Linked DNA regions of Homo sapiens: region 2 is linked to region 1. Evidence: read pairs that join two places in POLR2A ChIA-PET (ENCODE). Cell type or tissue: OCI-LY7. All regions are shown on one strand. Each heading gives the region's core, and the rest is flanking DNA. Links, peaks and the distances in the headings are about the cores only.

The links. Peaks named below come from ENCODE experiments on the same cell type or tissue, not always from the same donor. Only the 100,000 strongest peaks of a DNase experiment are listed, where the experiment ranks them.
Region 2: POLR2A ChIA-PET joins it to region 1 with 5 read pairs; 1 of 35 experiments calls an interaction of 5 or more read pairs at or near these places.

What each region holds. Positions count from the first base shown.
Region 1 is chr6:119,451,788-119,456,189 of GRCh38, forward strand. It overlaps LOC285762 (a long non-coding RNA gene), which reads right to left. Exons shown (of 6, transcript NR_046100.1): 5 at 4,323-4,402; 6 at 760-3,406. Among named protein-coding and RNA genes, the nearest start is that of MAN1A1, 100 kb to the left of the region's middle. In OCI-LY7, for the core only: no CTCF peak of the experiment used is centred there; a DNase peak (open chromatin) is centred at 1,844; H3K4me3 peaks cover 835 bases.
Region 2 is chr6:119,390,659-119,395,060 of GRCh38, forward strand. No RefSeq gene overlaps it. Among named protein-coding and RNA genes, the nearest start is that of MAN1A1, 43 kb to the left of the region's middle. In OCI-LY7, for the core only: a CTCF peak has its summit at 4,179; no DNase peak of the experiment used is centred there; H3K4me3 peaks cover 321 bases; H3K27ac peaks cover 887 bases.

The sequences.
Region 1 (4,402 bases), core at 68-4,067:
CTAAAGAGAAGGTTCTGTATAAGAATTGCCAGCTGGGGGGCATCCAGCTTAAACTAAAGCTCTTGGTTTGCAGAGTTGAAAGCTGAGGACAGTCAACAATCTTTCATTTATACCAAAATGACTGCCTGTGTGGCCAATACTTGTTATACTTTTGTCTTGACAAATGTCTTCACAAGGTGATTAAAGTTTAACAGGGTCTACATTGAGATAGGGAACACTGAAAATTGCCAGCTCGACTCATGCTTTTTTAGCCTAAAAATTTAGAACTAAATGGACATATGGGTTACCTACAAACGTGACTGTAGTTTGAATAAGCAAAGGATTGTTTATTTTTACAAATGAGACAACTGATATTTCATACCTAGCTAGCAAATATCACACCTAGATGTAATAAAGACCAATTAATTCTCAAGAATTGAGAGCCATCAGTGAGAACAAACAAATTCATTTTCTGGATATGGTTTATAAAACAGAGAAAAATAAGTCTCCTAGGTGCTAGTAAGAATCCAGGCTTCTGCAGACTGTACCTGATCCGTGCCACAGATAAGTTCATCCCCAATTACACCTAGATGTTTAATATCTAATTAAATTGATAAATGTCAAAAAAAGTTGTGTCGAAGAACATGTAATTAAGAAAATTCTTATCAATGTATATTTCATGAAAAACAAAATATTTAAATGAAAAAGCTTAACAAAAGCATATATAGTACGATCTTAATTTTTAAAGATGCATATATATGCCTATAAAAACATTGATGAAGCATTTGGAAAGGCATTTTATTTGTTTGTTTATTTTGAATAATTAAAGTGAGGGGAAATGGCCAACACCATTTAACTATGCTTCAAAATCCATCCTCAGGATTATAGTAAGCAGATAGAGGCAAACTGTACTGTAGTCTCCAAACATGTGGCCCTCCAGAGATGGGTACAGGAATGAACATCTCCTCCATCTTCTCTCAAGTGCTATCTTGGTTTCTGTTTTTGATTCTTTTTGGTGAGGAGTTTTTAACAAGAGCTGACATAGCTGATCCTAGAAGAATGGCACGGGAGGAGATGGCCCTCTACCACACCGACCCTGGCAGAGCATGGTACTCTGTGGGTAATCAGTTCACACAGAGCAGTTTTCAACTGTACTGCAATTGTTTGTCTTCACTACCATACAGTTGTGCTCATTATTTCTCGATGTGCACATATCTGGAGAAGCCCAGAACTTCTGGCTCTTACATGGAGGACCCCAGTGCAGATGAACCATTTTCACTGAAGAAAGACATTAGGATTGGTTTGGGGAGGCGAAGTAATGTTTTTCCTTGTTGCTGTCTCTGTCATATGGTACATAGGCATATGGAAGGAAGGGTAACCACTCCTGACATCACTGTGAGCATTGTGTGGGCATGTGTGTTTGTGCGTGTGTGTGTGTGTGTGTGTGCGTGCTTGTGTTCATGGGTGCATGAGGGGGTATGAAGAGGATGTGGTGGCTTGGTCTGTAGGATCAAAGGGCTTGAGCAGCATGGGTGGACGTTGCCTGCACACACAGGGATAGAAAAAGGCATGTTTTTGTTTCTGGTGGTTGGGGCAGATGGTGGGCTCATTCCAGCCTCTGTGTGCTTCGAGAAATGAGAAATCAGGCAGCACAGGGAGCTGAGCGGGCCCGGAGCTGGTCCTGCTAGGTTATGAGTGAGTGAAGGAGTGGGCTGTGTGTGTGTTTCCAGCTTCTACTGTGGGAACGACTTCCATACAGGCCTTAAATAGGAAAACTACTAGCAATTCTAGCTCAGTATCCTTTTTAGATATGCATGAGGAGAGAAAGTTGGGAGACACACATTCAGCTGGCAGGAAGTTCCTTTTTTGTGCCGACTCAGACATGGTTGAAAGCTGTCTCTACAGGACAGTACTCATGGCATTTTAGGCTGAAGCTTTGAAGCTTTGCCTCACTGCAGCTATTTATAGAGGAGCTGATTTTTATAAGAACAGAAAGTGTATTCTTGAGGGCAAGCTTTCCTTTCTTTTAAGATTTCTTGAAAAGATTTAGAAAGGTTAAACAGTTACTACAGAATCTTATGGTAAAAGGCATAACACTGTTTAGAGTAAATAAGGGAGTCTTTATGAAAACACCATGATGCATATACAGTAGCTTCTGCATGAATCAAATTGTATGCTTTGAAAGCATAATTGATATTCTTAGGTGGGATGATGGCTTGGTCCTGTCAGTATACTGAATAGACCAGTGCCAGCCTGTAAGGGATAATGATTAAATCAAAAGAAATGACACCAGCAGAGGAGAACAAATAACCCATATTAGAATATCAGCATGAACTTGAGTTTGGGAATTATTTATAACCTTGAAATTCAAAAATAATTTCTAGGGAGCACATATGAACACATACAGATGACTTGTCTCAGCATCTAATAGAAACTGCTTTTCACTGGTTTAAGTAAATGGTAATTCTTAGGTGGAATTGTGTATCTCTGTTAGGAAGATTATGATAATTTGCTTGGTCTTGGAAATCATATGAATAAAAAAAGAGCACAATTCATAGATGGAGGGCCTCTTTTTTCTTCTTTCACTTTTTCTTAGCATATACATTTTAAAAAGTAACTATTTCAGAAAGCAAAATGAATACAAGTTATTGATAGAGTGTGTTGCAGAAGAATTTTTCTTTTTGAGCTTACAGTTCCTATGGGAAGGAATGCAGAATTCTTCTAGCTATTGAAAAGCATTGGAGTGTGATGGCAGAGCTTAAATAATGTCCTGTTTTTAGTCAGGGAAAGGGTTCGATATGTCCCTTGTGTACCATGGTGAGAACAAATATACAAATACTTACATGACATTGGGCTGTCTTCCTCTAAATGTTTTTGTTCTGTCAGTGGTGTGAAGGGGGGAAAAAGCCAGTAACTCATAAAAATCGCATTTCTCCATTTCATTTCAGGTGCAAGTTTTGTTCCTGAGATATATTCAAAGTGGTGAATAGGACAAAATATGTTTTGTGTTCCCATTCATCTTTAAAATAGCCTCTTGACACTGTTAGCTTGTGACCAGGCAATTACTTGGCACGTAACCCATGCAGACACCACCCTTGACAGAATTAGAGGAAATTCTTCTCCAAGGATGAAGTGTTCTTGAACAATTCACTGGAAGCACTAGATACAAATTCGCTCTTTTTTCTATATCTCATGCATGCCAACTTGCTTGCTTACTCATTTTCATGTGTTATAAATGGTTTTGCTTGTTTCCTGTTTCATTTCCACAATTATCCCTTCCCTGTGGTTCACATCAGTTAAGCAGAAGATGGAGGTATTCCACACACTTGTAATTCAGGTCTTCTCAGAGCATTTTTTCTGGGTTATTTTAGAGGGTGCTTACATGGTGTCAGCAATAACCTACATAATTCTTCAAGTGTCATAACGTCTGTAAAAAAAAAAAGCCTCCATTTAGCTCACTTTTCTTGCTGAACAAAACGCGTTCTCTGAGCATGGATTATAGTTATAAAGAATAACATTTATTCCAGCCCAACCTTAGGCTTCCCTATGCTCAAGTTATAGAGTGAATGACTTGCTTACTTAGGGAGACTGTTAGCTGCCATTCTGGATCTTCAAGGGGTAGGGTAGAAACATCTTCAGCACCACCCCACCTCCCCAAATGACAGTACTATATGTGAGGAGAAGAATGGGGGTACAATCCTGAGAATTTCTTGAGAAGCACAATGCCCTAACTACTCCCACCTAACCTCCTGCCCAAGAAAACAGATACAGAGACGCTCATACCCTTTATCTGTAGTGTTGTGTCAAGGAACATTTTTAAGCTCAGTCTCCTGAACTCATTCTCTTGGTCTTGCCTATTCTCATTCTTTCAGACTTCTAGCTTCAGATCCCATTTTTCTACCTGGCCTTGGCCTTGATGCTTTAGACTTTCCCTTGCCTTCCGGCATACTCATGTCTAGGATGACTGCTCCTCTCTGATTTTATGTCCTGCTTCCATGGGTAATCTTTACCTCTGTGTGGCTTCAGATTTCTCCCTGCTCCTTACTGGTGCTCATCACCAGCAACAGCCTCAAGGGACTGTGGCCAGGGTCAGAGTTAAAGGAAGGGGAGGCTGTAGAGAAAAGAAAATGCTTTTTCTTCATCCTCCTTTGTTCGAATCATGGCCATGAGTATCTGTAAGCTATGTGCAGAATTCTAGCAAGTTGTGCATGCCTGGAGAGATAGAGAGTTATAAGGAGGAGCTTTCTTACTCATTTACCTAAGACTCATTTTAAGCCTCTTTCCTTTCACTCGATAAAGTAGACCACTCTCTCATGATATCCATGAATTTATCTTTTACTCACGTGAGTGTGTCTCTGTGGCTTCTGTGTCTCAGTGACAGTTTGGGAAGGATTGATCTAAGGTTGCATTCCCTGTTTGCCTT
Region 2 (4,402 bases), core at 184-4,183, 61 kb before region 1:
CCATCTGACTGCAACTGCCTAAGACACTCTAAGTGGGGATTATCCACTTGAGCCTAGGAAATCTTCAGAACTGTGAAAGATAATGATAAGTTGTTTTAAGCCATTCAGCACAAATTGTAGTACAATTTTCTTATCAAATATCATAATTTTACTATATATATTTTAGCATTTTAAATACAGCATGCTGTTTTAAAGTACTTACAATATGGCTGCAAAGCCTATAAAATATTTATTTAAAAATTAATTTGTTGAGCTATTTAAGGGTAACATTTTATCTACCAACTTTGGAAACCAACTATTTAACTTGGCATAGAGTAGCATTCTTTGAAATTAGCATAATGTTTTTAACAGATCAGACCTATCTTGCCTTTTACACATTCTCATTCCTTAGTTCATAAATATGTAAAATTTTTATCTTCTTAATCAAAAACATATATCCATTAGGCATTATGTTACTTTAAAATTAACAATCTGAAAGTCACCAACTACTAGGAGGGTTTCAATAGGAGTAATTTGAGACTGAGAAGGTTTAAGTCATTCTTCAATTTCTCTTTTAATATAGTTGACTTGTTAATTTATAATTCTTATCCCATCCTACACAAGGGTATCTATTTCATTTTTATAAAGTTCTTCATGTCGTAGATCTTGCAGCTCAAAGAGAACATATACATCTAAGGCTTAAGAAGGTAGAAAGTGCATAAAACAAAACTCTGGACTAGTACTCTGAAAAACTGGATTGCAGCTCCAGTTGTGTGGCTAGGTTTGGTCACTTCACCTTTTAGTTTTTATCTTCTTCCTCTATAGACAGATATTAGCTCTTCTTTAAGGTCCTTTCTACTCTAGTTGGTGACAAAGCAAGTCATTTTTATTATCAGTACTGTCCTCTTTTCCTGCAATGCCTCTTTTTCCCCTAACTTTTGAGAAGAAGCCAAGTTATGCTGTATCACCTTGTTTTTCATGGTTGGCTCAAAGTAAAGGTTATGTCTACCTATAACAGCTGCAAAAAAATAAACTAAATGTGTGAATATCTCCATTTTTAGACATCCTATTATTATCTGTGTCAATTTCTGTGTTCACATGTGTGTCAATAAAGAAAATATAATATTGGAAAAATTGTAGATAATATTATGAATTGTGTATGTATATAAATACAATAATTAAAAGCAATTAGAAACCATCTTCCTAAATCTGTGAATTTCTAACTTTACAATATACCTCTCAAAGTTGTAGTTACATATGATTAGCATTTGAAGATGCCTGGCATATGGGAGCTAAGCTGACTTAGGAGGCTGACGTGAGAGAATTGCTTGAACCCGGGAGGCAGAGGTTGCAGTGAGCCAAGATTGCGCCATTGCACTCCAGCCTGGGCAACAAGAGCAAAACTCTGTCTCAAAAATACATATATATATACAAAGACATTGATAGATAAATCTGTAAAAGGAATAAAAAATAAACAGGACACAGAAAAATGTTCACCTTTTCAAATAATTGAAGAAAAGCAAATGTATGGTCTCTGAAATGTTTATATTCTTTTCACTTGTTTTTTTTTTCTGCTTTATGGTTTCCCTTTTTGTATTATTTACAGTAGTAAAAACTAGAAATGAAAACCCAACATTAGAAGAATGACAATGTAAACTATAGTAGATATATTCTGTGTAACATAAATTCTTTAAAAACATTATTTACAAATGCTATGAAATAAAATGAAAAAATATTATTGAAATATTGTCATATGAGTAAATAAAAACATAGCACTAAGTAACTTGACTGACCATTTAAAAAATACTGGATTAAACATATATTTTTAAATTTTTGAAAAGGGATCCATGACCTAAAAGTAAGAAATATCCAGTCCAAAACGAAAATAAAATCAGGAACCCAGGTAAGTAAACAGAGGATTGAGGCTGGGGTATTATTATAACCTGGTGAACTTCAACTTTAATCTGCATTTTGGGGGTAGTGATTTTGGAGTGTGGCTTAGGCACGAGAAAGCAAGCCCAGAATTTGCCCACGGTGTGGGATTAAATAGAAAACATCTCTCACTAAGCTGGAACACTAAAGGGCTGTACCTTCTGCTTGGGGGTGAAATAAGAACATTTCAGACAAGACAAACTGAGACAGTTTGCCACAACCAGAGGCTAACCAAAGGAAATTTGAAAAGTTTTACTTCAGCTGAAGAAAAGTAATGAAAGATCTGAGATGCAAGAAGAAATGAAAGTGAAGAAAGTGTAAATATGAGGATAAATTTTAGCTAACATTTATCTATACAAACAATTCTTTGGAGTTAAAAAATGACAGAAATAAAATTCTTGATACAGCATGCAAGTTAGGAGGGAATTACATGAAATTAAAGTGTTCTAAGACCATTGTAATATACAGGTAGAAGAAAAATATATTGATCAATTTTTAACATTGTGAAATTAACTATGGATATTGAAATTTCTGAGGTAACCACCAAAAGAGAACACATAGAATGTTCAACGACCAAATCCATAATAGGATTCTACAATCTAAAGTGACATAAGAAAGAAAGTGAAAAACAGAAAAGACAGAGTTTAAAAAATTCAGGTAGAAAGAAATCCAAATGCTTCAGTCAAAAAATCCAAGATTATTGGCTGGATAATCAGCAAAATAAAATAAAATTGAGAATGTAGACACACCAAAAGCATAATGCTACACAAACTTAAGAGTAAAAGAACAGAAACATGTTTTAGACAAAACCCAGACAAAAGCAATGTGGCATAAGTTTATTATTTTTATCATACAAAATAGTTTTAGGCAAGAAGCATAAAAATAAAGAGGATTAACAATTTTCAGAGATTTTAATATACTTCTCTCAGTAACTGACTGACAAATACAGTAGAAAAAAGTAAGATATAGACTATTTGAACATGATTAACGATAAAATAATCAGGGTGTCTCACAACTAAAGTGTAAACATTTTTTCCCCAAACACATAAATGTGTATAAATAGAACATTTTAAAAAGTTACTTCATACTGAACCCTAAAGTAAGGGTCCATTTTCTAAAGATTGGCATTTTGCAAACCATATTATTGACCACAATAAAATTAAGCTAGAAAATTTTAATAAAATAATTATCTAACAAATAAACAAATTCTGTAGATAGAAAATGAAGAAATGAAGCAGGATGTTTCCCTGACGCCTTCCCAGGTGGGAGTTGGAGTGCATGAGCTCTAGCTGGCTGCTTCAGAGCTGGCAGGGGCAAACTCCACTCACTCGCTGGTCCACACCTCATGGGACGGGTAGTGCAGGTGAGTGGGTGCAGGAGCCAGGGCAAGTTATTTTCGGCACTGGAAAGAGTGAACTCCATACCGGCCCTGCAGCAGCATCCTGGGGGGGGTGTCTGTGACCCCTGAAATACCAGGAAGAGTGTTACAGTGCCCTTTTTGCTTTGCTGTCCATGGATGGCTTAAGTGTTAACACCTCAGTGGAGGGTCAGTGTGACAGCCTTTTGTACCTACACTCTTGGCACCTGAGTTGTTGCCTGGCATCCAGGAGGAATTAGGTTGCATGAATGAATTGAAGATGGTAAATGTGGGGGATTTTATTGCCGATGAAAGTGGCTCTCAGCAGGAAAGGGAGCTGAAAGGGGACAGAATGGGAAGGCAATCTTCCTCTAAAGTCCGGCTGTCCTTGGCTGGACTCCTCTCTGAAGGTACATTGTCAAGCTGTCCCTCTGAAATCAAGCTGCTTCTCTCCAACATCCAGCTGTAGCCTCTAACGTCCAGCTGCTTCTCCTCGCTCTGCCAGCTGAGCCTGGAGTTTTTATGGGTGCAGGATGGGGGTGGGGCGGGCCATGAGTGGTTTTGGAAAAGACACATTCGAGCTGGAAAACAGTGATGTGAAATTCTCACTTTGGTTTGTGGTATCAGGCTTTTTGGCTTGAGGGTGGGGCGCTTGCCAGGGATCCGCCCTCTTCTGCCCAGAATTTCCCTGCACTCTGTCCCTATCATTTCCCCACCTCTGAAGAGGCACATCTAACTGCTATTAGAATAGAGATGATGACCAGTCTTAGCTACATCCTGCTGACAGGGGGCATTGTTTTGGGGAGAACAGCAGTCAGATTCCTCCCACAGGTCTACCTAAGGGTCCCCGGCAAAAGGGAGCCATTGTCCAAGGCTCTGGTTGCCTGACCATTTAGAATTTGATGGCCTCTAGGTGAGAAGAAACAAGTTTTACAAGGTTAGGTATGCATGGATCAAACGTGTATTATACAAAAAGGGGTTAAAAGGAAAGAATCTAGTGCCAAAGATTACAGAACTAAGAGATGAAATATAGTAATTATTCTGAAAACAACATTGTACCACATGGTATAGAACAGAATGAAGGTAAGAACAGCAAGCATAGGCAAGACTATAAAGAGGATATTCATGGAAGGT